Regions from separate parts of the Mus musculus genome. Here all the other regions are linked to region 2. A link is a loop called in an ENCODE intact Hi-C map of the cell type or tissue named here. Cell type or tissue: heart. All regions are shown on one strand. Each heading gives the region's core, and the rest is flanking DNA. Links, peaks and the distances in the headings are about the cores only. Region 1 holds the start of Mlst8 (MTOR associated protein, LST8 homolog (S. cerevisiae)). Region 2 holds the start of Traf7 (TNF receptor-associated factor 7). Region 3 holds the start of Rnf151 (ring finger protein 151).

Region 1 (9,733 bases), core at 599-8,598, 51 kb after region 2:
ATGGCTGGTTTTGTAGAGGACCTGAGTTCAGTTCCCAGTACCCATCTCAGGCAGCTCAGAAGCATCTGTAACCCCTAACTCAAGGGGTACCTGCATGCATGTATGCATGCTAATATGGACGGACACACATACCTATAAATAAAAACAAACCTTTAATAAAGGGGTAAGCTTATGCTGTGTGATTTCATCTGAAACAGTGCAGAGTCCCACAAAGAGCAAGCTCATGAAATCAAAGGGAATAAGCTAAAAGCCAAGAGCTGGCTAGAAGAGGTGGAGGAAGAAAACTCTAAGCACAGGCTTAGATCTAAGAATGGCTGTGGTGCCAGGCAGTGGTGGCGCACGCCTTTAATTCCAGCACTCGGGAGGCAGAGGCAGGTGGATTTCTGAGTTCAAGGCCAGCCTGGTCTACAGAATGAGTTCCAGGACAGCCAGGGCTACACAGAGAAACCCTGACTCGAAAACAAACAAACAAACAAACAAAAAACAACAAAAAAAGAATGGGTGTGGTGAGGTGAGAAACCTCTGCTGAGCTAGTGGCCTGGAGACAGGGGAGGGGGTGGCACTCAGGCAGAGGTAGGGGCCACACCCAGGTTTCTGGGACCCCTGAAGACTCTTGTTGGTTGGTAAGGCCAGATTTCAGTTTGTAAACGACTGGACAAGGCATCTGTGATTCCAGCACTTGAGTGGTAGAGGAAAGGGTCAAGGCTATCTTTGGTCATGGAGCAAGTTCTAACCAGTCTAGATGAAGTTACAGAGAAGAGGAGAAGAAGGGGGTGTGGTAAGTGGGTTGACTGTTTTGAGACAGGGTTTCTCTGTGTAGCCCTGGTTGTCCTGGAACTCACTCTGTAGACCAGGCTGGCCTCGAACTCAGAAATCTGCCTGCCTCTGCCTCCCAAGTGTTAGGATTAAAGGCGTGTGCCACCAAGCCTGGTTAGTGGGTTGACTGTTAAATGGGGACTAGAGCACGACTTAAAAAGTCATGAGGAGGGCTGGCGAGATGGCTCAGCGGGTAAGAGCACTGACTGCTCTTCTGAAGGTCCTGAGTTCAAATCCCAGAAACCACCTGTAGTGAGATCTGACGCTCTCTTCTGGTCTGTCTGAAGACAGCTACAGTGTACTTGTGTATAATAATAAATAAATCTTTGGGCAGAGACTGAGTGAGCAGAGGTTCTAAAATTCAATTCTCAACCACATGAAGGCTCACAACCATGAAGCTACAATGTACTCATATACATAAAATAAATAAATATTAAAAAAAAAACTTGTGAGGAAGTCAAGCATGATGGGGCATGGTGTTAATCCCAGGACTCCGGAGGCAGAGGCAGGCAGATCTCTGAGTTTGAGGCCTGGTCTACAAATCAAGTCCAGAACAGCCAGGGTTACACAAAGAAACCCTGCCTTAAAAAAACAAAAACCAACTAAAAAACTATGTGAAGAGTGGGTGGTGAAATTGGTGGCTGAGAAGGGCAAAGATAAGGGACATACTGGAAGATAGCTAGCTATAACCTATTGTTGGACACTGTTCATAGAGGGGCTACTGGGTTAGGCATTGAATGAAGATGGTGTCCTCTTTTTGGCATTTATGTGCCATATGTGCCGCCCCCCACCCCAGGGCCTTGTGCTTGCTAGGCAAGTACTGAGTTAAATCTCCAATATGTAACAGAAAATCAGATGTGCTTTCAAGAGTCTGGGAGCTGGAGATCGTGGCCAGACACCAGGATAAAGATGGCATGGGAAGCCACAGAGCCTAGGGCAAGGTCAAGAAAAAAAGTGGTAGCATGTCCAGAGCGGGATGGGGCCAAGAAGAGAGACTACTACAGTAGATCCAGTGCTGGTGCTCAGGCACAAGGGTGAGATGAGATTTTTCTGTAAACCACAGTACACAAGGGTCAAGAGGTGGAAAGAATGTATCAACCAAGTGTGACAAAGGCAGTGGCCTTGAGGAATTTTCCCAGAGAGCTGAGGGGGAGATGGGAAGGGAGGCCTTTTGAAGGAGAGAGAATTTTAGCTGTAAGGAGAGTATTGGAATTGTGTGTGTGTGTGTGTGTGTGTGTGTGTGTGTGCGCGCGCGCGCGCGCGCACGCACGCGCCCATGCTATGAGGGAAGCTGGAGCTAGCATTGAAACAGAAGTTATTTTTGCCTAGTATTTGATGTGCAAAGCCCTGTGTTAGATCCCCAATACTGTATAAAACTGGGTGTGGTGACACAGCCACCTGTAATCTCAGTACTCAGGAGATGGAGAGGGGACCTGAAGTTCAAGGTCATTCTTGGCTACATTGTAAATTTGAAGTTACTATACGTTATCAAAGAAATCCCGATTGAAAAACAAACAGCCGGGCGTGGTGGCGCACGCCTTAAATCCCAGCATTCAGGAGGCAGAGGCAGGCGGATTTCTGAGTTCAAGGCCAGCCTGGTCTACAAAGTGAGTTCCAGAACAGCCAGGGCTATACAGAGAAACCCTGTCTCGAAAAAAAAAAGAAAAACAAACAAACAAACAAACAAACATACAAAACACACCTAGGAGGGAGTCTGTGCCCATGCATTTAATCCAAGCACTTGGGAGGTAGAGGCTGGCAGTTCTCTTGAGTTCGAGGTTAGCCTGGTCTACAGAGCAACCAAACCAAAAATCCATATTAAAAATATGCTAAGGAGGTAAAACAGGGACTGGGGAGAGATATAGGAAGAGGGTGTCTATGACCAGGAACCTGGGTGTGTAGACAGGGGAACCGGCCTTGGCTAAGGAGCTGGACTTACCCTCTCTGTGGCTAGAGGGAAAGGGGGTTGCAGCCCCATCTACTGGTGCAGTGGGAAGAGATCATGAGAAAGCAAGGACAACTTTGTAGAGCTGGGTAATAAAAATGGAGGCATGATAGCAGAATTGTCACCAAGAGACCAGAGAGACTTCACCTAGCCACTGATGGGGACAGATGCAGAGTGCCACAACCAAATACTAGGCGGAGTTTGGAGTCCTGCAGAGGAGGGGGGGGGGATTAGAAGAACTAGAGGGGTCAGGAACACCACAAGAACACAGAGGGGCCGGTGGACCTCCTGGGGTCTTGCAGAGTCAGAGAGCTGCTAAGGCTCTGACCTAGGTCCTCTGCATATAAGCTTGGTGTTCTGGAATCCTAACAGGGCTGGGCTGTCCCTGACTCTGCTGCCTGAGATCCTTCTCCTCTTGCTGGGTTGCCTCTTTCAGCTTTAAAGTGATAGTATGTGCCTGGTTTTATTGTAGCTTGTGTGTGTTTGGTTGATGTCCCTGGGAGGCCTGCTCTTTCCTGAGGGGAAGTACTTGGTGGTGGTGGTGGTGGGGTGAATCTGGGAGAGAGGAGAGAGGAGAGGAGAGGCTTGGGGGAGGGGAGGAAGAGGAAACTGCAGTTGGGATGTAATATAGGAGAGAATAATATTTATATTCCAGCTAGGCTTTCCCCAGCTAGGAATATAAATATTATTCTCTCCTATATGCCTCTGCCTCCCAAGTGCTGGGATTAAAGGCTGCGCCGCCACCACCACCCGGCTAATTTGCTGTTCTTGAATCAGATGTTCTACACCTATCTGTTCAATGTTATTTAGTAGACACATAAAGCTGTTGAGTGCTTGTAATGTATCTATCTAGTCTAAATTGAAACTATTCACAAGAACATGATGCACACTATATTTCAGTTTAAAATAAAAAAGCACAAAATATTTATGTTGAATGTGTTAAAAGAATATTTTTATATATTGGGTTAAATAAAAAGTATTATTAAAAATTTTAAAAAATGGAGGCATGAGAGTCTGCAGTTTTAAACGAGTTTCTGGGCTAGCTTATGTGCCCTCAGGATCAGGCTGAAAGGGTCTAGACTATGGCTACCAGATAAAGCAAATAGAAGTAACAGACTGCCCAGTTGCATTCAAACTTCTTGTAAGAAAGTAATTCTTTTAGTACAGTGTTTGAGATATGCCTATACTAAAAGAAAAAGAGAGAGAGAGAAATTAAGAAATTAAGAAATTAAGAAAGAAAGAAAGAAAGAAAGAAAGAAAGAAAGAAAGAAGGAAAGAGAGAAAAGCTAGGAAGGAAGGAAAAAAGAAAAGAAAAAATGATTTTTATCTGAAAATTTTGCATTACCTAGAAATTCTAGCTTGGTTGGTAGGGTAGGTGATTGTGTATGTCTGCGGGGGGTGGAGGGACGACGACAGTGTAATTCCTTCTGGGAGCCAAGTCTGGAAAATAGGCAGCAGTACCATGGCTGTAGTTCCCAGTGAGTTGAAGGGTGGCGTCGCGGCTGATGGCCATTCTGAGCACGATCACTTCTGGAGTTCTTCGTCTCAGAACTCTGGTATCCCTTTCAACTCCCCCACTCCCCGGACCCATGGTCTCGCCCGGAGTTACTATCGATAGCTCTACGCTCGGCCCGGCTTCTATCGACTAGCTCCTCCTCGCCTCGCCGTCCTGGACTAAGGCAGAGTGCAGAGCGTGTGTTAAGGTACGGGGGACACGGGATGAGGGCTGCTACCGACCACTGGGTGGCTAGGAGAGTGCGGTCGGGGTAATCGGGCCGGTAACACAGAGCCAGGGCGGTGTGCAGAGCACTGGGGAGCGCGGGGGTCCTGCCAGATAGCGCCCCCACCCATCCGATCCCAGTGCCGGTCAACTACGCATGCTCAGCAGCAGCAGTGCCGGGCTTTTCCTTAGTCGCCATGCGCATGCGTTGCCTACCCTTGCGAGAGACGGCGCCCGGGCGATGGCCTTCTGCGTGTGACTGCCTCCTGCTGGCTGCTGGCGAGGTGGCGTCTCCAAGCGTGAGGGTGAAGCTGAAGGAACACTCTCCCGGGAGCAAAGTAGCCGGAGTCTTTTTTTTTGAGACTGTCAGCGTGACCCTGAACACTCTTATTTTTCTTAGTTTTAAAGTGAAGTTAATACCGGTACACTGTAGTGTGCAGATTGTTATGCGTACATCTTTTCTCTCCAAACGTTTTGACCTTTGGACCTTACTTATCACCTCTTGGCCCAGTGCAGGTCTCATTTTTTTTCTCCAGCCATCAAACAATGAATACCACCCCAGGCACAGTGGGCAGTGACCCTGTCATCTTAGCAACTGCAGGCTATGACCACACGGTGCGCTTTTGGCAGGCTCACAGTGGAATCTGCACTCGAACAGTGCAGCATCAGGACTCTGTATCCTCCTCTTGGCAGCAGGATGGTGCTGGCCAGAATTAAGTATGAATGATATGTGTTTGGGGAAACTCAGGCCAGGTGGTGGAGGTCTTGATGGCCTTGTAGCCCCAAGGTTTCCCTCTCTGGGTTCTCTTCCTGTTATCCTTAACATGCTCAGCAGGTAAATGCATTGGAGATTACTCCGGACCGAAGCATGATTGCTGCTGCAGGTACCTGAGATTCTCGACCTCTGACCCTTTACTGGCCGTAGTTCTACCTGGCACACCCATGCTTCAATTCCCCCTGTGTCCCTAGGTTACCAACATATCCGCATGTATGATCTCAACTCCAATAACCCCAACCCCATCATCAGTTATGACGGAGTCAGTAAGAACATTGCATCAGTGGGCTTTCACGAGGATGGTCGCTGGATGTATACAGGTGGCGAGGACTGCACAGCTCGCATCTGGGACCTCAGGTGGTGTTGTGTGTTGGGCTGAAGAGGACGGCTGCCCGGGGAGTGGGCAGGCCAGGGGATTGTCTGTGGGCAGGCTATTCTGCAATCAGTTAGTCTTAGTGCAAGAGGGGTTGAGCGGGCGATGGAGGGAAGGTAGAAAGCAGAATAGAATTACATCAGAGAGCTAGCCTTGCCTTGAGGCTAGGGGGCCAGACTTTCCTTCCCTTTTCACTGACCTCAAGCTTGTGGAGAAAGAGCTAAACTTCACAACCATTTCTCCTAAGGTAGAAGCAACTCCTTTGAGCAGAGAATGGGGGCTTTTGGTAGAGGCATGGATCAAATCCATTAGAAGCCATGTGTAACCTTAACTCCCCACAGGTCCCGGAACTTGCAGTGTCAGCGTATCTTCCAGGTGAACGCACCCATTAATTGCGTGTGTCTGCATCCCAACCAGGTGAGGAATGCTCATGGGGCCAGGTGTCAGGGGTGGGGTGGGGACTTTAGAGGACAAGAGTATTGCTACATTTCACCTCCCTCCCCTACATCCTAGGCAGAACTCATTGTGGGTGATCAGAGCGGTGCTATCCACATCTGGGACCTGAAGACAGACCACAATGAGCAGCTGATTCCCGAGCCTGAGTCTTCCATCACGTCTGCTCACATCGACCCAGATGCTAGCTACATGGCAGCCGTCAATAGTGCCGTGAGTGCTGGGAGTGGCTCCGGGGGCATCTTGGCACCTAGCCCCTTATCTTCTGCACTTGAGTTGACTCCCTGGTTCTCTCTCAGGCCTCCCTGAGCTTCCACCCAGCTCCCAAAGTCAGGCACCTGGGTACCACTCCTCATGTCCACCTTGCGGTCTGCCATAGCCCCACCCATCAGGGCCAGTTATTTCTCCTTTCGTGTTCCAGTCCATGGCTTTGCTCATCCTTGACACTAATAAGTTTCTCTGTGGCCTTCCTGGGATGCCTGTTCTGCCCCCCTTCAACCATGCAAGTATCCTTTAGTCTTCCTGGCAAGCTGCACTGTTCTGAGACCTTAAGAAGCAACTCCTCATGGACTGTGGATGCTTTAGTTTGGGCCCTGCTCTCATCTCTAGTCTCCTATTTTCCTTTTAAATCCCAGAACATCATTTGTCCCACGTATCTGCACTCCCTCCTCCCATCCTTGGGTTGTCACATTATCTATCTCTGTGTCCTCGTTACTGCCTCCCCTCCTGCACATCTCTGTTGGCCAGCAGCAGCCTCTGGGGAGCTGTGTTTGACTTGGCTAGTGTGACCTCCTGCTTTTGGCTGGCTGGGCTCGATTCCTTGTTGGGGCTAAATTTCCTATAGACATGACCCAGGATGTCATTGGCCTTCAGGCCTTGGCCCAGGTGTCCCCAATCCATATCTGAGGGTCTGGGTTTTGAATGACTGCCCTCCTATCTTATAGGGAAACTGCTATGTCTGGAACCTGACAGGGGGCATTGGTGACGATGTGACTCAGCTCATCCCTAAGACCAAGATCCCAGCCCATACACGCTATGCCCTGCAATGCCGCTTCAGCCCTGATTCCACGTGCGTGTACGGTCCTGGGGGAAAGGGGAATCTACAAGCTGTGGGCATGACCTGGTGTGTGGTAAGTAGATATGAGGTAGTAGTAGCTACTGAGACACCCCATGTTCAACCCCAGGCTTCTTGCCACCTGTTCAGCTGACCAGACATGTAAAATCTGGAGGACATCCAACTTCTCCCTGATGACAGAGCTTAGCATCAAGAGTAGTAACCCTGGAGAGTCATCCCGTGGCTGGATGTGGGGCTGTGCCTTCTCAGGGGATTCCCAGTACATTGTCACAGGTGAGCCCTGCCCTCCTTATCCCCATATTGCCAAGTCCACTAGAGAGGCCATTCACAGCTGCTTAGCTCTCTTCTGCCTGATCTCTCCTTACAGCTTCTTCTGACAACCTAGCCCGGCTCTGGTGTGTAGAGACTGGAGAAATCAAGAGAGAGTATGGTGGCCATCAGAAAGCTGTCGTCTGCTTGGCCTTCAATGACAGTGTGCTGGGTTAGACTTGGCCCTTGAGGCTGCATTGGGCAATCAGGACTGCCTGGTATAGTGACGCCAAGAGGATGTATCTGAACAATACCCGGGTCCAAGTGAGACTCTCAGGTTAGCATGTCAGGCCAGTTGGACCTGACCGGACTATGCAGGCCCCTCCTGGCCAACCTAGACTTTTTGGCTACTCTACGCTGGGACTCTTTCCATGCCCAGTTTGTTGTCAGAAAGCTCACTCACTAAGCCAGACTGGACTGGGAGTCTTTGCTCCTTTAGAGAGACTAGACCTAGAGGACTTGGGACTGTTGAGGAGGTCAGAGGTTAATGCCTGTATTCCAGGTATGTTACCCCGACTTGCTTCAGAAATTACCATTATGGCCAGGCAATCTGGGTTTATTAATCCCTACTGTCAGCTGCCTTCCATAGGTACTGGTGACCTGGCCAGCTTACTGACCTGTGGGGACAGGACTGGCCTATGGAACCAAAGGCCAGGAGGGCTTGGGTAGGGGGTCTTAGTCTGGGAGGTAATAAAAGCAGACAGACACACAGATGTTGCTCGGGAAGCAGATGTCAATGCAGAGGTAGATCAGCCGCTGTCTCTGGGGCCCTGGGGAGAAGGGAACTTCGTGAATCCCAAGGGCCCCCTACCCAGTACTGTCCTACAGGAGCCATAGTCCTCTTCACCCAACCTATCCCAATTTACCTTCTGCCCATTGGGTCCAGTAGATGGGAGTGTCTGCACAAAGGTGTTGCACTGAAACTCCCACTTGGGTAGGGTCCACAGTATGGCCCCCCAAAACTGCCAGCAGCTCCTGGGCATAGTGGGTATCCCGGCCAGGTACATGTGACTCTTGGGCCTGCAGAAAGACTCTGGTGGACCACCGTATAGTACTTCCTTGCTCCTGGCTGGGAAGGGTATTGGTGCCCACCCCAGGCTGATGGCCCCTCCACCTGCCCTTGTCAACAGCCTTAGTCAGGGGAAAATAGAGCTTTCTGTTCCCCTGAAACCAGAGCCTTGGCTGGCCCAGCTGGACTGCACAGAGGACCTTTTGTTTATCCCCTGGCCTTGGGGGTTTGTGGGTGGCAAGCCAAGTAGTACTGCTCACCCTGGAAGTGTTCAGCAGCAGCTGCAGGGTCTCCCAATCTTGGGCTTCCATCAGACGGAGGAAGCAGGCTTGGTGCTCTGCAGGGCGGTAACAGATGTAGCCCTGGGGGTGGCGGGGCAGATAGGTAAGTCGAGGCCACCCCTGACACCTCCACTCTCTCTCTCTCCCAAGCCCACTCACGTTCTGCCCGTCAAACAGCACAGCCCAGCTGTGGTTGCTCTGAAACGGAGTCACCACGATGGTTGCCATGTTCTGGGCCACATCCACTAGAGTAGTTTGGTTGGGCCAGGGTACCCTGGAGCTCGGGAAGGTCTTTCGGAGCATCTGCAGCAACGGCTAAGGGATATTTGGGATTCAGCCTTAACCTATGTTTCCACATCCTTCTGGTTCTCTATCTGCTCGAGGCTGGTATCTAGACCTGGCCCCATGCGAGAACTGACAGGTACTGGCCTTCCTGCCCTCTTCCCACTCTGCATACCCCGAGGCTTGAAGAGGTGCTTACCTTGGGAGAGCTGTACATGAAGCCAAGAAGCCCCCCAGCCACGGCCCCCGCAGTGAGCAGTGTCAGCAGCAGCAGCAGGCCTGCTGCTCTCCAGCCCCTATGGCAGGGTTTGGTCTTCACCTGAGGGCACAGTACTGGCCGTGGGGCTTCTGGCTTAGAGACTCAGGGAAGGGGCTGAGGATGGTATGTGGTAACATTCCTTTCTTCTATGGCATCCCTGAGTTCTTGTCTTGGGGGTGGTAGAGACTTACCTCAGCAGGCTTGGACCTGAGGCTCTCAGTGTGGATGCGCCCTTGCTTCATGCTGCAGCCCCTGCTGACAATGCACTGATTGTCTGCAGCCCCTTGGAGGAGTCAGCCAGGGAAACCTCAGGATGCCTTTGATGAATCAAACTGTATCCTCCCCTTCCAACCCCACTGCTTCCTTCCCAGCCAGTATCTGATATCCTGCCTCAGCCAGGACAACCCTCTCCCCCACATGTGATTGCTGGTCACTA
Region 2 (9,733 bases), core at 541-8,540:
CAATCTTCTAGGCTGTCAGGGCAGACCTCTAACCCTAATCCTAACCCTAACCTATGCCTTGGTTATCTCTGAAGGCCTGATGCTGGCTGGCTGTGATAACTACTTCTTTCTCACTTTAGATATCCGTACTTCAACCCAGGTGGCAAAATATGTGAGGAAGATGGGGCTGGAGAGATGGCTCAGTGGTTAAGAGCACCGACTGCTCTTATGAAGGTCCTGAGTTCAAATCCCAGCAACCACATGGTAGCTCACAACCATCCCTAACAAAATCTGACGATCTCTTCTGGAGTATCTGAAGACAGCTGCAGTGTACGTACACATAACAAATAAATAAATCTTAAAAAAAAAAAATACGTGAGGAAGAACAGCGTGCCCGTTATGCCTCTGATCAGCTGAGCCCAGAGTGCTCGGTGCAGCAGGGATTGTTTGTGAAGCATGAGTGTTGGAGCTTCTTAAATTTGCCTATCCTGGAGGGAATAGCATTGAGGACAAGTAGTCAGATGGCTGGTATCTCTGATAGAAAAACAAAAACAAAAACCCTGAATCTCAGGCTGCCTATTCATGCAAGCCATCTGCCCCAGCATCCTCATCTCAGAACACATCGTAGTCCCAGGTCCATGGACTAGTCTATTGAGCTAGGTTACTGACCTGGGACATTGAAGACTGGGGCAAAGAGAGGACACAGGATCCTGGTGCTTCCTTCACTGGACAACTGGAGCCCTTTGAGCACAGTGCACTTGGAGCATGCTCCTGGGATGCACACCTAAGGCCTTCTTGGGACCTCTTGACCCCGCCCCTGGAGCGACAGACTTATTTGCATGGCTCCGCCTCAGAGCGACCATTGGCAGTGGTGGCGGGAGGCTGGGCCTGAATGGCTGCGCCGCCTGTGGGGACGCGGGGGCGGGGCAGGCACTGAGTGCTGGAGATGCTGCTGCTACTGCCGCCGCCGCTGCCGCTGCGGGACGGGTTCGGGTCCGAGTCGGTCTTGGCGGGCACGGGGCGTGGGACAACCCGGGACACAGCGGTAGCAGCAGGAGCACACTGAGAACCATGTCCAGGAAGAAGACCCCCAAGAGCAAGGGGGGGAGTGAGCCGGCTACCTCTACGCTGCCCGCCGCCGCCGCCGCCACCAATGGGCCACGTCTGGCACATCCGAGGACTGTGCGCCCTGGCCCAGAGGCACCGCCCAATGGGCCCCCGCAGTCCATCCGGCCCTCACTTGGTAGCACTGGAGACTTCTACGATGTTGCTTTCAAGGTGAGCCAGGCACCTCCCCGCCATGGGAATGCAGCAGGTGGCGTTGGATCCTAGACTGCCGCTGGGGAAGAGTGCAGGGCCTTGCAGACCCTCGGCGCTGAATTGGCACAGCACCTTGCAGATGGCACGGCAGTACCTTACATTGTCACGCGACCCTACGTGCGTGCACGAGCGCGCGCGTACACTCTCTCACACACACAAACACAACTATTAGACTAGGGTCTGGGGTATTCAACAGCTGGCAGGGCCCTACCCCCACTCCATCTACTGCAAGGCCAAGCAAGATCAGAGTTTTGAAGCTGTCCCTCTGGGATCTATGGCCCCTACCGGTGCTCCTGTCTCATCATTTCCCATCCATATGCTGCCTTCCCTCACCCCCCCAAGGGGCTGTAAGTGTCCTTTTTCTGGGAGAGAAGAGAACAAGGCCACCCTAGACCAGAACAAAATTGAAGCCTAGGTGAATTGACCTCCGAAGGCAGGGCCATCACTGGGTCCTGAAACATTGGCCTGAGGGATCATGTGGGTGGGAAAGACTTCACTGGTCTGGCCCTCAGGCCCACAGATATCCCTACCCCCTCTTCACTTCAAAAGCTGTCACACCTCTTCCGAACCTTGCTGCTGAGATTTGTGTCTTTGCTGGAATTCGAAGAGGCCCCCAATACTGAGTCCCCAAAGGTCTCTTAGGAGCTTCCAGCTGCACTCCCATGGCTCTGCTCCCCATAGGCCCCAAATGCTGCCCTCCCAGATCAAGCATGTTGTCCATGGAGGAGGGGTAGGTAAGGTCCTGGATGGGGACAGCTGTCCTCACTCTCTGTGACTGAGGCAGCATTGTTGGAGGGAGAGGTGATAGGGGGTGAACGGGGGTGAGGGTGGGGAGGGGGAGAGAGAAGCTGGGCATCCATGCTATTGGGGTCCACACTGCTGAACCTACAGGCCTGGGATACTCATTTCCTCTCCTGCCTCCCCCACAGCTCAAGGCAGATCAGAAGCATCTCTAGGTGGGCAAGGCCCTCGGCTCCAAGCCTGAATCCTCTGATCCTCCTGCCTGTTCTAGGTCATGCTGGTGGGGGATTCCGGTGTGGGGAAGACCTGCCTGCTTGTGCGCTTCAAGGATGGGGCTTTCCTGGCTGGTACCTTCATCTCCACTGTGGGCATCGACTTCCGGGTGAGAGTAGAGGCCGGTGTCCCGAGCTCTGACTGGGTCCCACTGTGCTATGGTTCCTATACATAGTCCTCCTAGTACCCTTGGCTGTGGATTCTCAATCTCCTGACATGTCCATAGGCCCAGGGGGTGGAGCTTAGCTACCAAAGCATCTGCCACCCACCCCTGAGAGTCCGGGGGTCCTGGGAAGCCTCCTAATACCCAGGGTAGTGCCTGCATTCAGCGGAAGCCGTTTTCTCATCCCAGGGGTTGATGCTGTGCTCCAGGATAGTGACAGCGAGAGAAAACCTAAGGCCTGTTCACTCAGGAGATCCCTGCATTTGCATATGGAGACCTCCTTAGGATCCCAGGCAGGGTCTCGAGTGCTAGTGTTAAAGCCCATCCCCACCCCCACCCAGTCTGAATCTCATGTGCTGAGGTGTTGGTGTGTTCTTGGCAAATCCTGAATTTGCATTTTTTCTCACCCTTTAATTTGACCCAGTTAGCAGGGGGTTGGGAGGAAGGCCCATTTCTGGAGACAGGAAAAGGGGCTCCCTCCAGTGGGACCTGTTCTTTATCCTATACAGGCCTGGAAGACTGTAGGTCTCCTTAAGCCCTCTAGGTTATAAGAGTCTAGGGTGAAGTAAAGGCTGAAGTACCAGAGGGAGGAGGAGAGGCATGAAAACGGGTCTCCTTGCCTGTCATGGCCTCCCCCTCCTCCTCTTGGTTTGTAGGGCTGCTTGGTTTGCACCCCTGTTCAGGGTGCAGGAAAGGCGAAGCACCCTCCTGTGCCAGGCAGATGCCAGGCTGAGCCTGGGTCCCTCAAGATCTGGAAGCTCTGGAGAAAGGGAGAGCCAGGCTTGGCCTCCTGTAGCTCCACCCTCTAGTCAGCCCTTCTTTGGGATGACAGGTGGATGGCACTTTAGTCTAGTGTCTCATCTTGAAAGGGACCGATCTGGAAAACTTGCAGACAGCAAATTCACGAATATCCCCTATATATCAACCATAGATCTGGGCTCTGTGGGCACAGTAGAGAGTCAGACAAGCATAAGACCATCTCCTGGGAAATGGGTGTCCCAGTGACTGAGGGGGGAGGGGATAAAATCAGCTTCTCCAGGCAGGGTGAAGGAGCTCAAGTTGAAGGTGCTCCTAAGCTAGTATCTGTCTTTATGCCGGAAGTGTACTAACAGTTCCACACTTTTGACAAGTAGGAGCTGGTATGACCTGGGGTGTACGTGCTTGTTAACAGAGGCCCAGGGTTGGCACTGGAGGCACTGTAGGAATGGGATAGGAGGGCCTCCAACTTCCACTCAGTGGGAAGTCCATCCATTGCTTCTATTACTGCCTTTCCTACTTCCACCAGAGGATGGCAGGCATCCTTACTGCTTGCTGGCTGCTTCTGTTTCAGAATAAAGTTCTGGATGTGGATGGCATGAAGGTGAAGCTGCAGGTGAGGTGACAGGAGTGTGGGGCTGGAGACACAAGGGAGAGAGGTTGGGCAGTATGACCAGTGCCTGTTGCCACAGATCTGGGACACAGCTGGTCAGGAGCGGTTCCGAAGTGTCACCCATGCCTACTACCGAGATGCTCACGGTAAGCCCATTGACATGGGGTCTGGCTATCCTCCACATAGTGTGGGTTGCCTACTGGCATGGGGGCAGGAGGCAAGTAGGCACACTTATGGGACAGCAGGTGAGGGTGATGCAGTCACTTGGGAGTATCTAAAAGGGTGCAGGTAGTTAGGAGCCACCAGGCCCCCCCCAGGGACGTCTTCATTGCTTTCTATATCCAGCACTGTTGCTGCTCTACGACATCACCAACAAAGATTCCTTCGACAACATTCAGGTCAGTGGCCTTGGTGGGGGAATGAATCAAGACTGTCTAAATGGCATCAGGAGCCCGAGTCCTGTTACTTAACAGGAAGGATAGACATGATGAACCCCTCAGCTCATGGTTGCCAGGCTATTGGCTAACTCAACGGGCCTGGGTGACACCTGGCTCCATTAGCAGGACCACCTGGATAAATAAGGGCTTCTAGCAAAGCCACTCAATCAGGTGTGGCACAAGAGGCCACAAGGACCAGCCCTGAGACTGGCCTCAGCTTTCCCTATACAGGCCTGGTTGACAGAGATCCAGGAATATGCCCAGCAGGATGTGGTGCTCATGCTGCTAGGGAACAAGGTAGGACTCTGGGCCTGTCCTCTCCAGCCTGGCCCACAGGGTGCACCGGGGACAGGCACTAATGAAATCCCTGTGCCTGGCCAGGTTGACTCTACTCAAGACCGTGTGGTAAAGAGGGAAGATGGGGAGAAATTAGCCAAGGTGAGTCGACAGGGAGGACGATGAGGGTGTTCTTGAGATTGGGACACTGAGCTGCCCCCAGGTGCCCAGCACCTAGCTGGCAGTAACTATTTGCAGGAGTATGGGCTACCTTTCATGGAGACCAGCGCAAGGACTGGCCTCAACGTGGACTTGGCTTTTACAGCCATAGCAAAGTAAGTCCTGGTAATGAACAAACACTACCTCACATTCTAGGATAAGTGGGCTACCTTGTTCTATGTTATCTACATCCCCTCCCCTGTTGCTCTTCAGGGAGCTGAAACAGAGATCAGCCAAGGCTCCCAGCGAGCCGCGCTTCAGGCTGCATGACTATGTTAAGAGGGAGGGCCGAGGGGTCTCCTGCTGTCGACTCTGAACCTTGCTGAAACTCAGTTCCACGCTGGAGGAAGCAGTTCTGCCTTTGAGAATTGCCCGAGTCTATAGACTTGTCCTCAAAGGATGGATGCCCTAGTGTCTTCTCAAAGACACCAGAGGCTAATGCTTACCCTTTGCCCCAGTGGCCACCAGAAATGGTCTTGAAGCATAAAAACCAGGCCACAGCACATTGCTGCCCTCTTCTGGGCACTCCCAGAAGTGAGGAGGGGGACCACACGCAGCACACTGCTCAGACAGGACCCCACTCAAGGCTATGTCAGTCACTGTCCATTTGTTGGACTGCTTCCGACTCACTAGGAGGCTGATATAGGGACGCACAGCAAGGTCAGAATGATAGAACCCAGTCACAACTTAGCAGGCTGGCCCAGTCCGTTCCACTTTGTACTAAAGTCACCAAGCCACAAATGTTGAGTGAAAACCTGTCCTCTAAGTCCCTATTAATAAAGGTGTTTCTGGAGTTTGTGTCATCTGTGGAAAACCACCTCCTGGGGCAAAAATGGCTTAGTGGGGGGGTAAAGGTACTTCACCTGGGGAAACACTTAATTTACACATGCGCTGATACCGTCACCAAAATTCCCACAGGAATAGTTTACTATCAAGATTAGGGTGCCCCACAGCCTATTCCTTAAGTAGTGCTGGCTTATAAGGTCACCCTAGATTAGAATGATTCAAACAGAATATCTTAGTCAACCCCTTTGCGGACTGTGTGACGCCAAACCAGGGCCTCTACGGCACTGTGCTATCAGCACATGAAATCACAACGTCTGAAACCACAGTAAGATTGCATTTCACTTTATTGCTAAGAAACTCAGATACACGGATGCCCAGCTTACCAGCCAACACTCCTACTCGTTGGATCTCTAGATGCAGCCGACTCAACATGCCCTGAAAAAAAAAAAATCAAACATAAATCTTTACTTTGGTTAACTTTTCACTCAAAACCCATCCAATTAGTGACGTCGCGCCCAAGCCTCAGTCTTATAATGTAATCAGACTACGCATGCAGTTTTCATACGAGGTGTCAGAAATTAATTCATCACGGGCTTGGGGCTGAAAAGGGAAGCCAGGCCCGACCAGTTCATACCTGCAAAAATGGAGTCAGAAGAAAAATGGGGAAGGGTTAAACCCTTAGGACTAAAGCACTTCAGCTCGGGAGGAAGGCAGATCTGTAGCAGAGGTCCTTTGAGTTCCATTCGGCGAGCACTACTCCCAAAACGTTCCTTACAAAACCTAGATGAAAGGGACCACGAACACACTCACTCCCAAAAAGAGCGACTGCTCGCGAGGCTCAAGAGTTTATAGAACTGCCCCTTATGTGATTGGGCCACCTCTGAGGAAGTGCCCACCTTCCTCCACTGCTGATATGCTCCTCGAGCTGTCCTGCAATTTCCACCAATCGTACAGCGACTTTTGTTTTGGAGGCGGTATTTTGAGTAGCTCGAATATCCTCCCGGTTGTAGAGCCATTGAGTCCATGAGTGACGAGTTCAGTTAGCCAATCAAATTCCAATGTGCAACATAGAGTGATTCTGAAGCTACCAATCCGGTCCTTCAGTACAGAGGTCGCCGGAAGTCGTAGTTTAGGAAGCTCAAAGCGTGAAGCAGCACCTAGAGTTCCTGAAGTCCGTGAACTACAAGTTCCGACCTGCCCCGGGACTTCCGGCTCCTGTATCCTGAAACCTTTCCCGGCCGCGGGCCGAGAGGGGCAAGATGATGCCGGTGGGTGAAGTCGCTGCTCCTAGGCAGCCGCGGGCGGGTGAGTGAGTGCGCGGAGCACAAGACCTGGGGCTCCTTCTTCCGGGGAGTGCGGTGGAGCGCGGGCTGGTTGTGGGAGCGTCGCGAGCGGTCGTGGGCCTAGCCTGGGGGGCGGGACTGAGACGGCTGGGGTCTCAGCCTCTATAAGTCCTCCTGACTCCAAGTAAATCCGTCTGTCACTCCTTCCCTTCACTCTCTCTTTCGTTGTCTTTGCACTCCTATGTTTTTTTGAGCGCTGCCTGTGTGCCAAGCAGTATCCTAGGCTCTGGAAAGTCGGCGGAGAACCGGATTCCAAACTGATAAGCTCATCTGGTACGCGGTTTTGAGACAGACCATTCTGCCTCTAGGGTCCTGTGCATTGTACGCAGTCCAGCAGCAATTCTGAGTTTGTTCACTGAATGGTAGTAGTAACACCCACAGCCCTGTTTTGTTATGACAAAAATGTCTCAAGACTTTGGTAACTGTCTCCTTGTGGCAACTCACCTGCAGTACTGTTATTCTAGTTAAAATAAAAAGTTAAAAATCATGAGGAACTGTGATAAGTTTTACGGGGGGGGGGGAACTGAACACAGATAAAGTATTGAGTATTGGGCGTTCTTAAATCTTTGGTAGGGAGACCTACAGTTAGCTGAAGATCTGATGGAGAAGCAGTCAGTCTTGAGACATTTCAGGAAGAGCCTTACAGGCAGGGGGAGTCAGAGGAGCAAGCCAGCAAGTATAGGTAAGTGATAGGTAAGGTTAAGAGGCAGAGCAGGGTAAAGTCTGAGAGCCTCTGGTATGTGTGATGATTTATGAGTCAAGTAAAATAGTGAGGAAGCTAGACCAGCGTCTTCTAACCCTCACTAGAGGCCAGTTGTCCCAGCCTAGATTCTTTTGAGGCAGGCCAACATGATCAGATGAGGCTGAGGTCTAGAGATATCTGTCTCATCTCCCCTCCTGCCCCGCTCCCTGCACGCACAGGCTCATTCCTTTGCAGCCTTGTTCTTCAGGGGCCTCTCCATGTCCCAGATCTCTTTCCTGAGGATCTTTGTGGCAGGCGCTGCTGCAGTCATAAAGACAATCCTGAAGATCCTCTATACATTCATGTTTCTCTGCAGAAACTCAAGTCCCTGTACCCTGAGGTCCTAAATCTATTTGCAGCTGTCTCTTCAGGAAATGAGAATGGCTGTGTACAGCCTGACTAAGGTGACTAGGAAGGAGTGGCCAAAAGTATTGCCCAAATCCAAGAAGTTCCTTGATATAACTTCTTGTAGCTGTACATCAGAGTCTTTCAGGAAATGAACAGGAAAGATCGGGGTGTTTAGTAATGAGCTGAGGCTGACACACTAGAAACAAATGGAGCTCCATACCCTTTCTTTCTGGCTGGCTTCTAGTTCCTTGGGGGTCAGACTAAACAGTCTTTGGGGGTATCCCTATTCTAAGCCCCAGAGGGTATACATCTCAGATGAAGCAATGCCTGGTGCAGAAAATAGGAAGAAGGTCGAGCTGAAGCTACCTCTGATAGCTCCTTTCCGACTTGGATCCATTAAAATGTTTTATAGTGAGAAATACAGTCTCCTTCAAGGTCACGCAACTTACCCAGTTATTCCTCTCTTGCATGGTCAAAGTAGAATTTGAACCCAGGTCTGTCTGAGTCTAGAGCCCATGGTCATTATTACTCTACCATAAGCGCCATATGTGTGAAGTGCCAGCCTATGGCTGCTTTTAAGAACTGTCAGCTGGTTGTATCGTACTGTAGACAAGGATTCCCATAAATCTGTAGGCACCCAGCAGTTTATCAGATCTCTGACTGGCTTGTGCATGAGAAACCCCCATCCTTCAACAGATACTCTTAGTATCCCAGAATGCCAGTCCTAGGGAAGAGTAAATGGCTTAAAGAAAATAGACTTCTAAGACTGAGCTGCTAGTGTCGGACTTGATGATTCTTGAAAGTCCCAAGCAGAGGAGGTCACAGTATAGAAGCATAGAAGCCAAGAAATAAACGCGTCCAGTTCCAAGAGAGCCAGAGGAGGATGCCAGAGGGGGTCGCGTTTGCAGGGGAAACGGCCTTGATGAGTGGAGCTGCTGTGGGTGCCGGAAGCAGGTGTGGGTGGGGCTGGAGAGGTCTCTGCTCTTCATCCTGCTGGCCTGGGACTTTAGTGATTTACCCAAGCTTTTGTGGGGTGGGATGAAGCATACACAAGGGGGTCAAAGCCACTTAAGCAGATCCCTGGACCTGCTGCCACAAGTTTGATACCAGTTGGATTTGTTTGAGACAGCAAGGCACTGGGATGGGATGACATATATCTCAGAGTGTTCTTTCTGTGTGCTCGGATCTGGCTACTCTCCTCCCCTGGGAAGTCCTCTGCACTTCTAGACAAAGAAAGCCTGATTCCTATACCATAGACAAGGCAAATAAATGTGAGTGAAGTGAGGCTAGGGCCCCTGGCAGCAGGGGAATTGAAGTTCACTGAGCTCTGAAGGGGTTCAGCCTGGGCAGGCCAGGTACAGAGGCTGGATATGGGGTGTAAGAAGGAAGCAGAACACTGGGCAGGAGAAGCAAGTTAAGGGACCCCCGCCCACTGAGTTGGGATTGTGGGTATAGACAGTAGGAAAACTGAGGATGGAGGCCTAGCTGGGAAGCTGGGAGGGAAAGAGGCAAAAGGTTTTTTGTGTCCAGGGTTTTTAGAGATTCTGGGAGATCTTCAAGTCTGAGGTAAGCAAAGGCACTCTGGGGACCTTGGCTGTAATACCCTGCCTGCTTGGGATGGAAAAGATGTGCTTAAGGGGACATTCAAGGGAACAGCCAGAGGAAGTGCACATAGCTTTGTTATGGCAACCAAGTCTGTTTCTATAGGATTTGGCAGCCAGATCTGGTTTTGAGCCC
Region 3 (9,733 bases), core at 911-8,910, 190 kb before region 2:
GGGAGGTTGTGGTGCATGCCTTTAATCCCAGCACTGGGGAGGCAGAGGCTGGTGAATCTCTGGGTTTGAGGCCAGCCTGGTACAAAAGTACCAAAAACAGGAATCTAACCCACCTGCAAGGAGCTTTCCTTGTTGTACACAAGTAGCCAGTCAATAAGCCCTTGTTGAAATGGACCGTTTGTATCCGTCTGCATGACCAGGGTGGTAATTTTGTTCTCTTTGGACCACAGTTTAACCTGGCAAAGCCGTGTTTTAAATGTCTATCCCTGGTCCCAGAGAACGATCCACTCAACCTGTTTGCCAGAACGGTGGGCAGCAGCTGGATCAGGCTGGGCTTAAGCAAAGCAGCTCATTTATCCAGCATTAGGGGTGCACAGCATGCTTAAGATTTTTTTTTTCCTTAGTGTTGAGGGTCCGGTTGTGGTGGCTTCTTTGTGAGACAGCATCTCCAATGTTATACAGGACAACAAACATAGCAAATATCTTTATCAGCTGCTCAGTAGCTTGGGTTAGACACTTGTCACTGTCCCTGGCTTACAGGTGGTCCTTGGGTTAGAAAGATGGTTTTCAAGCCAGTCCCAAGTGCATTATTGCAGTAAGGTCAACTACATTTTTGGGTAGCATCTTAGAAATGTCTGTGTCTGGAACTCTGCTGTGTAATTTGCCATTGGGTCTTGCTTGAGTTCCTAATAGAGCCTCCTTGCCTATTCAACTCCACCCCACCCCATGGGTAGTTGGGCTCAATTGTGGGGTCTGTAAAAGCTTGGGACTTTATTTTGTATTTTTGGGTTTGGTTTTATTTTTATTTTACTATTTTTTTTTTTTTTTTTTGGTTTTCTCGAGACAGGGTTTCTCTGTGTATCCCTGGCTGTCTTGGAACTCTTTGAAGACCAGGCTGCCCTCGAACTCAGAAATCTGCCTGCCTCTGCCTCTGCTGGGATTAAAGGCGTGCGCTACCACGCCCGGCCAGTTTGGGACTACAGACCCTTCGCCTCAAGCTGCTTCAGCTGACAGGCCAAGGTTCAAGGTGTTCTCTTCCGCAGAGTTTATTGAACGACAGCATGCCAAGAACCGAACCTACTACTACCACCGACAGTACCGTCGAGTGCCAGACATCACAGAATGCAAAGAGGGTGATGTTCTGTGTATCTATGAGGCTGAGATGCAGTGGAGAAGGGACTTGTACGTAAGCAGCAGGGAACACTGGGCACTATTGGAACCCCATCTCTCCTGAAATGTTGATTCCCTGGGCTGAGGTTAATAGTCCTCTACCCTTTCAAATTCTTGAGACAGGCACTTTTCTCCTAATCTTTCAGCAAAGTTGACCAGGAGATCATGAACATCATCCAGGAGAGACTGAAGGCTTGTCAGCAGAGGGAGGGAGAGAACTACCAGCAGAACTGTGCCAAGGAACTGGAGCAGTTCACCAAAGTGACTAAAGCCTACCAGGACCGCTGTGAGCCCCCCAGCTTTGTGCCAACCCTTTCCTCTCCAGCTTTCCCCACCTATTTAACTGTTAGGCAGCTGGGGATCAGTTTTGAGTTTTCTCAGCCTCTAAGACCTTACCAAGCTCATTTAACAGCTCCCCATGCCCCCCTCCCTAATCTCTTTTCCAGACTTGGACCTGGGAGCCTACTATTCTGCCAGAAAGTGTCTGGCAAAGCAGAAGCAGAGGATGCTGGAAGAAAGGAAGGCTGCGAGGCAGGAGGCTGCTGCCTAGGTGACCAGAACTCTTCATTCCACTGCTAAAAATAAAGTCAAGAGTTTTGGACATAAACTGTGTTTCTGGTGACTAAATTGCACACAGCCATATCCTCTCAGGTTGTATTAGACAAGTCTACTGAAACCTCTGGGCTAGCCAGAGCTACATAGTATCATGTATGGGGGAGACAGACAAAAAAAAACATAATAATCAGCAGACTTAATTCTTTTATTTTTCTCATATAAAAACCCTTATGTGGTAGCCACAGCTGGAGCCTGGGTCCTCTGAACAGAGACTCTGGTGTGGGTTTTCACAAGATGATCCGTGAATTCCTAAAAAAAGAAGCAAGACTTTAGTATACAGCAGCATGCCCCAAACTCAGATAAGATAAAGGCAAACACACCAACCGAATCCGAATACCTGATAAGGAGACTTGGTGAAGACAGTCTCTTTCCAGAGGTCGGGAGTCAGGTAGCTGTAAGTCTTGGAGATGGCATCAAAGGTGGCCTTAGCTGTAAAATAGTAAGAGGGTTGGTGGCTTCATTAGAGTCCTGCCCACCAAGGTGCTGTTGCAATCCTAGGAACAGAGAAGCCACCTTGGGGCAGGTCTGCCATGCAACCTAAGCCGGGCATAGTGGCGCACACACTTGGGAGACAGAGGCAGGCAGATTTCGGTTTGAGGCCAGTCTCTGGTCTACAGAGTGAGTTCCAGGTCAGCCAGGACTATACAGAGAAACCCTGTCTCAAACAAACAAAAAGACACCAACCACACACTGGACCTGTGTGATCCAGCAGAGCTAAGAGAGGCCACAGTTAATTGTGAGATACCTACCAAAGTTGCCCAGGGTGGCAGTGCAGCCTCTGGCTGAAGTGTAGCAGTCATCTATACCGGCCATCATCAGGAGCTTCTTGGGCACAGGAGCAGAGACAATGCCAGTGCCTCTGGGGGCAGGGATGAGACGCACCAGCACAGAGCCACAGCGGCCTGTCACCTTGCATGGAACAGTGTGGGGCTTGCCAATCTTGTTCCCCCAGTAGCCTCTCCGCACAGGGACGATGGAAAGCTTGGCCAAGATGATGGCCCCTCGGATGGCAGTGGCAACCTCCTTGGAGCACTTAACACCAAGACCAACGTGACCATTGTAGTCCCCAATAGCGACGAAAGCCTATGAGAAGACTTAGGTGAAATGGCTGGAGACAGGTCATGGCACCAGCACATCCCAAAGAGGACCTGTGGTGCTCCTCTAGGCAAGAGAGGCCACTGTGAGGCCAATCCAAAGTCCTGAAGGAACTCGTTTTCTCTCTCTCTCCGTACGAAAGTCACACGGGTAAAACCTTGTGTAACCATGCAGAGTGAGAGAGTTTTGCTCAACCTCACGGCCAAAAAAGCAATCTTAACCAACCTTGAACCTGGTCCGCTGGCCAGCCCGAGTCTGCTTCTGCACTGGCATGATTTTCAGAACCTCATCCTTTAGGGACGCACCCAGGAAGAAATCAATGATCTCAGACTCCTTAATGGGCAGGGAGAACAGGTAGATCTCCTCCAAGGACTTGATCTTCATGTCCTTAACCAGACGGCCCAGCTTGGTGACGGGGATCCACTGAAGGAAGAAGACACCAGTCAAAGGGCTGCCTCTCGGTGCAGGGGCGAGCAGCCCGCCCCGCCAGCGGCCCAGACCTACCTCCTTGTCTTCAGCTTTACCTCCACGAGCCCCGCGGCCTCGACCACGGCCACGGCCTCGGCCACGACCACGGCCCCTAAGACCGCTGCCGAATCCTCCGCGGAAGCCGCCGCGGCCACCTAATCCTGGGCCCCCGGGTCCTCCGGGCCCTCCCGCTGCACCGGCGTCATCCGCCATTTGCTAGTGACAAAAAGAAGAGGAAAAAAAGGAAATCAGCAGAACGCTAGGCTGTGCGGTCCTGCCAAAACTGTGTCTGTCCGGATGTCCACGGATTCCCACGGCCCAGGCCGCAAAGCCAGGTCCCAGCAACATAGACTCACGTGTTCTCCCGAAGAAGAAGAAGAGGGAGGCGCCGCGGAAGGGACAATTTATAGTGCTCCAAGAAGCGCGAGATCTCGACTGCCTACGCACAGCACCCGCAGGCTGTGGTTGGCTGCGTCTTGTCCCGCCCCCGCCGTGATCTGTCTGCGCCTGCGGACTTTCCCTCGCCGAAGCCGCGCCCTACACCAGCCGGAAGGACGTATAAATACTCGCGCCCGCGCTGGGCCGTCCCGCTTGTGTCCAGGAACCCGTGGCGACGTTGGCGTGTTCGGGTAAGTCGCTCCTCACGGGCTTCTCCAGGCTTACGCAGTTGATCCAGTAAATGGGCGTTCGTTGAAAATCACCCTCGGCTTTGGCTTGTAGCCGGGGGTGAGATTCGGCGCCCAGAGCCACAGAGGCCTCAGCTCACCGCCCGCTGCCCCGGTGTGGGAGGGTGAAACCCAGGCCCCTACATTCCAGAGCGACTCTGCTGCCCCGCGGTCCGCCCTGTGGCCACAGTCTTAACCGCCTCATTTATTTCGCAGGTTCCCCTGGATATGGACGTTGCCGCCGCCTCCCGCAAGAATTGTCCTCTTTTCTCAAATAAAGTGATTTAACCTAACTTATCGTATGTTGGTGTTTTTTGGTTTTGGTTTTTCGAGATAGGGTTTCTCTGTATAGCCCTGGCTGTCCTGGAACTCACTCTGTAGACCAGGCTGGCCTCGAACTCAAAAATCCGCCTGCCGCTGCCTCCCAAGTGCTGGGATTAAAGGCGTCCGCCACCACGCCCGACGAGACATTTTTTTAAAAGATTTATGTATGTGAGTACACACTGTAGTTGTACAGATGGTTGTGAGCCTTCATGTGGTTGTTGGGAATTGAATTTAGGACCTCTGCTTGCTCTGGCCCAAAGATTTATTTATTATTTTAAGTTCACTGTAGCTGTCTTCAAACACACCAGAAGAGGGCATCAGATCTCAAGGGTGGTTGTGAGCCACCATGTGGTTACTGGAATTTGAACTCAGTACCTTTGGAAGGGTAGTCGGTGCTCTTACCCACTGAGCCACAGCCCGACGTTTTTTAAAAGATGACCACCTACGCTAAAATAAATTTACAGGAATGTGTTTGCATTTTTTTTTCAAGTAGGGTACCAGTGGTGACCACTAAAGTTCACCTTAGTAAACCAATAAAAATCTCAGTTTACTGAGCGTGTGGCCCCACAACAGTCCAGGTCAGATCATGACCTGGAGTGGCCTTTATGTATACTGTTGTAGCTCCCAAGATGGCCTTCACTGAAAGGGTATGAAACAGTATTTCGTTGTGTAGCTCTGGCTGTCCTGGAACTCACTTTAGATCAGACTGGCCTCAAATTCAAAGAGATGCCTCTGCCTCCTCTGTTGAGATTAAAGGAATGTACCACCACCACGGCCTGGCTAAAAGGAAGACTTTGATGGAATGTTAGCAGCTCCACTACTGTTGTCTTAGACCTACCTCATGTCCTTACTATGATTATGTGGCCAGTGTGACCTCTGTACCAATATGGAGACCTTGTTACACCCAAGGGGAAAAGACAACACTTCACTATATTCACAACTCCATTGTCTACCCAAAGGCTTTCAATTTACAGTTGAAAAACCTCTGGGCTTTTCCACAGATGAATCTCCTGCCATGGAACTTCTTTTTGTTTTTTCCCCCCATGACAGGGTTTCTCTGTGTAGCCCTGGCTGTCCTCAAACTCAGAAATCTGCCTGCCTCTGTCCCCCAAGTGGGGGGATTAAAGGCGTGCGCCACCACCGCCCAGCTAGAACTTGGTTCTTGATGAAGGGATGTTAGTGGAGAACTTCAACACCTAAACTGAGTACCCAGTCAGTGGAGGAGCCGCTGGGATCTTGCTGGCTTCAGGGAACCAGCCTCTACAAGCTTGGTTCTCTAGCTGTCAGCCACAACCAAGGCAACACAATGAATCCATAGACTACTGAATTGAGGCCACCCACCTTTGGAGGGAAGCTAAGGGTAGGTGGTCATGAAGTAGGTTCCAGTGGGCTCTGGAGCAGAGCTGTGATTGGCCCACGCTGGACAATGCCACTGTGATGTCAGTCCACACGTGCTGTCAAATGGAGGCTCCTGAACTCTTGGTCTCAGTGGAGCTGCTGTCCAGATACAGATCATGGTGAGCCCCCCGTCTCTTCACCAGCTCTGAGATTGTACTCAATTCCAGGCAGATGCCCAACTATCTAGAAATAGATTCTATCTCCCTCTTGAGAATGGATGACAGTCCTTTTCTGGGACAAAAAAATTTTCAGAAGGCTCTTAGCTGGTATGTACTAGAAACATTCCAGCTTCTTCAGGCAAGAGTTGGCAGTCTTGGGAGTCAGCCCCCACAGATCCACCCTTGAAGTGGGTGCAGACCCCTCTAAGCTCTGTCCTTAAATTTCTTTGGATAGCCGTCCTCCCTATCAAAATATTGCAGGGTTATCTGGCTGGTATTAGTACTTGTGGCAGGGGCTTGGAGGCTTGGCCCTAACGCTGACCTGGTCTTTGCAGAGTGGTGGGTACGATCTCAACCTCTTTGCCAGCCCTCCTGACTGCAAGTTCCTGTGTTCTGTCTGCCATGGGGTTCTCAAGAGGCCAACGAGGTTGCCGTGCAGTCACATCTTCTGTAAAAAGTGCATCTTCAGGTGGCTAGCCAGGTATGTCGGGAATGCAGGTAGGTGAGGCTGGGGGCTCATTCCTGTGGCCAAGAATGGGAAAGTCTACCAAAAGCTGGGTTCCAATGGCTATAAGACTCAATTACAAAGTCTAGGACACTAAGCATGTGTGTGCCCTGGCTCCATGTGTCTGAAGTCCCTAGCTTCAGCTTGGAGCAAAAAGCTCACTGTAATGCCCACTTTATGCCTCCAGACAGAAAGGAGGGGCTAGCTGGGTTTCCCCATGAAGACTTGCTCTGGCACGCATATGACCTCCACCATCATACTCATGTCTCCTTCTAGACAAAACACCTGTCCATGCTGTAGAAAAGAGGTGACAAGGAGAAAGATGGTCGAAGTGAATAAACTCCGAAAAACCATTGGCCGCCTACAAGTCAAGGTAGCTCTGAGCATCCACTCCCATCCTCCTGTGGCAGTGGGGGGCTGGGGGTGGTAGGAACAGAAGAGGTGGAAAGAACCAAGAGTAGGCCAAAGGTCATTGAGATGACAGAAGAGTATGAGTCTACCACTTGCTGTGCCTGTCCCTTAGAACTTCAGGTAGGAATTATGAATCTGCCATTACTCTTCAGCCCTCTAACTTTATAAAATGAAAAAGCTTGGAATCACAAAAGTTCAGGAAGCTCTAGAGCTTGTTTCATAGTCTGTGGATTACCATAGATTAAGGATCACCTGGGAGCCCCAGCTAGCAGTGACTAACCTAGTTTAATCCATACTGAGCTTTCTCATACTCCCTAGTGCAAGAACGCTGCAGCCGGCTGCTTGGACACACACCCTCTGGCTCATCGCAAGGAGCATCAGGACTCATGCCCCTTTGAGCTGATGGCCTGCCCCAATGAGGGTTGCACTGTGCAGGTGCTGCGAGGGGTCCTGGATGAACACCGCCAGCATTGCCAGCAGAATGGACAGCAGCGCTGCCCCTTAGGCTGTGGGTCCACCCTGGCTGCCTTGGAAGGTGAGCACCACAACTGCTACCGCGAGCTACGTGATGCTTGGGTCCAACGCCATGAGCGCAACCGGACCCTGCTGCTGGGCCTGCTGGGGCGTGTACGCCGGGTGCACCTCACCACCAGCATCATCCACCAGCAGCTGGCACAGCTGAGCAACTTCCTGGAGGATGATGATAACCTGCTCCTGAATGCCCAGGTGCAAGAGACTGAGGTTACCCCGGAGGCTGAGATGAGGGGTACGCAGGGCCAAAGTGTCTTATAGAGGAGTTAAATAAACACTGAACCCAGGCCTGGCCCACCTCACACCTCAAGTCCTCCTTGCCTTCTCTGTTCCGTTGTCCTTGTCATCCCTGCAAATCTTCCATATTAGACACTGCCCTTTCTTCCCTGGACTGTTCTCCCAGACTTTTTTTTCCCCCACTGAGACAGGATTTCTCGGTAGCTCTGGCTGTGTCACCACCACCCCACCACCTCCCAGACACTTCTTTCTCCGGTTAGATCTATCACTGAATAGTCCCCATCCTGCAAAGCTCTTCCCTTCTTCGTTAACCCACCTTGTCTCTCCATGGGTCTCCTGCACTTTCCTACCAGACTTAATAGCTTCCTAGCTGGTACTACAAATGACTCAAAATCCTAATGAAGAATAGAAGTTAAAGAAATCTGTGTTCTCTTGTACTTAGTCTCCTCTGCATTCCTCAAAGCCAGCCAACCGGCTCTGAGCCCAAAGCACCATGCCCAGAAGACCACAGGCCACAGCTTTACAACTTCAATAGCTCAGATGTTGACGCAGCTTTACTACCTAACGTACAATGCTCCCTCCTGCCCTCTGCCCTCCCTTGCTAAATCTGCATTGACACTTAATCTGCGTTAAGTACTGTGAATTTTCTCTCCTCCCTGGATACCCTACTTGGTCCATTGAAAATGTGAGCTATGTAAGAGCGAGAGTTTTAAGCCACGAATAATGCTGCACACCTTTAGAACTCTGGCAGAGGCAGATGGCTCTCTGTGAGTTCAAGGCCTACCCGGTCTACATACCAAATTCCAGGATAGCTGGGGCTACATAGACTCTGTCTCAATAAAACAAAAGGTCAGATGTCTCAAAGGTTAAGATCACTGGATTCAGTGCTCTAAAACAGGATTCAGTTTTCTTGATTGCACCATGTACATGGTGGCTAACAACCATCTGTTACTCCAGTTCCATGGGCTCTGATCCTCTCTTATGGTTTCTGGGGCTAGGAGGCACACACATGGTACCCATACATTCATACAAAACAATAAAAGATGTCTGTTTTCTTCCCTGGTGTCGTCCCAAGTGTCCAAAGCAATGTCTCATACACAGAGGTGTGTATTCAACAGGCAGTCTTTTTGTTTTTGTTTTTTTTTTAAGATTTATTTATTATATTTATATGAGTACACTGTAGCTGTTTTCAGACACACCAGAAGAGGGCATCAGATCCCATTACAGATGATTGTGAGCCACCATGTGGTTGCTGGGAATTGAACTCAGGACCTCTAGAAGAGCAGTCAGTGCTTTTAACGCTGAGCCATCTCTCCAGCTCAGTGAAAGAGATCTTAATACAACTGTTTGTCCTGTAGGATTGTATATTATACCTGGAATGTGTTTTATAGTATGCAAAGAACTGCTTCCTCTTACTGGAGACATATGTGGGAGCACTGTCAGCCTTAATTTGCACAGGTACCTCATGATAGTCATTACTTCCAGTAAATATGTAATCACAGAATCACCCTTTTTTTTTTTTTTTGTTTTTTTGTTTTTTTTCGAGACAGGGTTTCTCTCTGTGCAGTCCTGGCTGTCCTAGAACTCACACTATAGACCAGGCTGGCCTCAAACTCAGAAATCCACCTGCCTCTGCCTCCCAAGTGCTAGGATCACAGTCGTGCGCCACCACTACCCGGCTTGGTTGTTTTGTTTGTTTGTTTTTGTTTTGAGCAGCCTTTTCAGAATACAAAATAGTTGCCCTTTGAAACTCTGAGTATTTATCAGTGGTACAGTGTACAAACTTTTCCAAATTCTGCAAAATAAAACACATCCATCTGCCAGATTTCATTTCCTTTGGTGCCCCTAGGGTCACTTCCAGTGGGTAATGGAGTTTGATTATACAGAGGCCAAGCAGGACATTTCTTTATCATGTCCTTGTCTTGTTGCCAGGTGGTAGAATTTTTTTCTTTTCTTTTTTTTTTTTTTCTTTTTTTTGGTTTTTTGAGATAGGGTTTCTCTGTGTAGCCCTAGCTGTCCTGGAACTCACTCTGTAGACCAGGCTGGCCTACAAAGAAATCCACCTGTCTCTACCTCCCAAGTGCTAGGATTAAAGGCATGCACCACCACTGCCTAGCTAAATCTTTACTTTTAACATGGTGTTTTTCATGACATTT

The links. A loop is a pair of places that touch in the nucleus more often than their neighbours do. Peaks named below come from ENCODE experiments on the same cell type or tissue, not always from the same donor. Only the 100,000 strongest peaks of a DNase experiment are listed, where the experiment ranks them.
Region 1: it touches region 2 in a loop (2.1-fold over the local background); 18 of 42 quality-filtered maps call a loop at or near these places.
Region 3: it touches region 2 in a loop (2.7-fold over the local background); 2 of 42 quality-filtered maps call a loop at or near these places.

Annotation. Positions count from the first base shown.
Region 1 is chr17:24,473,743-24,483,475 of GRCm38, reverse strand. Mlst8 (MTOR associated protein, LST8 homolog (S. cerevisiae)) reads left to right here and starts at 4,398. Exons shown (of 9, transcript NM_001252464.1): 1 at 4,398-4,464; 2 at 5,018-5,156; 3 at 5,314-5,365; 4 at 5,451-5,613; 5 at 5,971-6,046; 6 at 6,143-6,295; 7 at 7,027-7,151; 8 at 7,267-7,430; 9 at 7,525-9,733. The coding sequence starts at 5,028. The coding sequence ends at 7,643. Bricd5 (BRICHOS domain containing 5) reads right to left here and starts at 9,592. Exons shown (of 5, transcript NM_175682.3): 1 at 9,238-9,592; 2 at 8,916-9,071; 3 at 8,736-8,837; 4 at 8,333-8,486; 5 at 8,007-8,236. The coding sequence starts at 9,255. The coding sequence ends at 8,142. In heart, for the core only: CTCF peaks have their summits at 4,550 and 4,756 (motif pointing left); DNase peaks (open chromatin) are centred at 4,655, 5,115, 5,532, 6,905 and 1 weaker place; H3K4me3 peaks cover 2,018 bases; H3K27ac peaks cover 1,982 bases.
Region 2 is chr17:24,524,901-24,534,633 of GRCm38, reverse strand. It overlaps Traf7 (TNF receptor-associated factor 7), which reads left to right and starts at 6,696. Exons shown (of 21, transcript NM_001172113.1): 1 at 6,696-6,868. It overlaps Rab26 (RAB26, member RAS oncogene family), which reads left to right and starts at 887. Exons shown (of 9, transcript NM_177375.1): 1 at 887-1,257; 2 at 2,312-2,422; 3 at 3,807-3,848; 4 at 3,925-3,991; 5 at 4,191-4,243; 6 at 4,514-4,579; 7 at 4,664-4,720; 8 at 4,817-4,893; 9 at 4,991-5,580. The coding sequence starts at 1,051. The coding sequence ends at 5,093. Rab26os (RAB26, member RAS oncogene family, opposite strand) reads right to left here and starts at 6,383. Exons shown (of 2, transcript NR_045289.1): 1 at 6,198-6,383; 2 at 5,890-5,998. It overlaps Gm33508 (predicted gene, 33508), which reads right to left and starts at 739. Exons shown (of 3, transcript NR_169077.1): 1 at 649-739. It also overlaps LOC115488833. In heart, for the core only: CTCF peaks have their summits at 892, 3,802 and 5,304 (motif pointing left); DNase peaks (open chromatin) are centred at 853, 1,490, 3,963, 6,593 and 1 weaker place; H3K4me3 peaks cover 5,816 bases; H3K27ac peaks cover 4,480 bases; H3K27me3 peaks cover 714 bases.
Region 3 is chr17:24,714,104-24,723,836 of GRCm38, reverse strand. Rnf151 (ring finger protein 151) reads left to right here and starts at 5,780. Exons shown (of 4, transcript NM_026205.3): 1 at 5,780-5,854; 2 at 6,229-6,374; 3 at 6,675-6,771; 4 at 7,128-7,998. The coding sequence starts at 5,852. The coding sequence ends at 7,601. Rps2 (ribosomal protein S2) reads right to left here and starts at 3,774. Exons shown (of 6, transcript NM_008503.5): 1 at 3,705-3,774; 2 at 3,385-3,564; 3 at 3,106-3,303; 4 at 2,535-2,868; 5 at 2,123-2,214; 6 at 1,910-2,034. The coding sequence starts at 3,561. The coding sequence ends at 1,954. It overlaps Ndufb10 (NADH:ubiquinone oxidoreductase subunit B10), which reads left to right. Exons shown (of 4, transcript NM_026684.3): 2 at 1,044-1,182; 3 at 1,317-1,456; 4 at 1,617-1,777. The coding sequence ends at 1,720. Snhg9 (small nucleolar RNA host gene 9) reads left to right here and starts at 3,872. Exons shown (of 2, transcript NR_027900.2): 1 at 3,872-3,977; 2 at 4,230-4,306. It also overlaps Snora78 and Snora64. In heart, for the core only: a CTCF peak has its summit at 4,676 (motif pointing right); DNase peaks (open chromatin) are centred at 1,086 and 3,736; H3K4me3 peaks cover 4,570 bases; H3K27ac peaks cover 1,887 bases.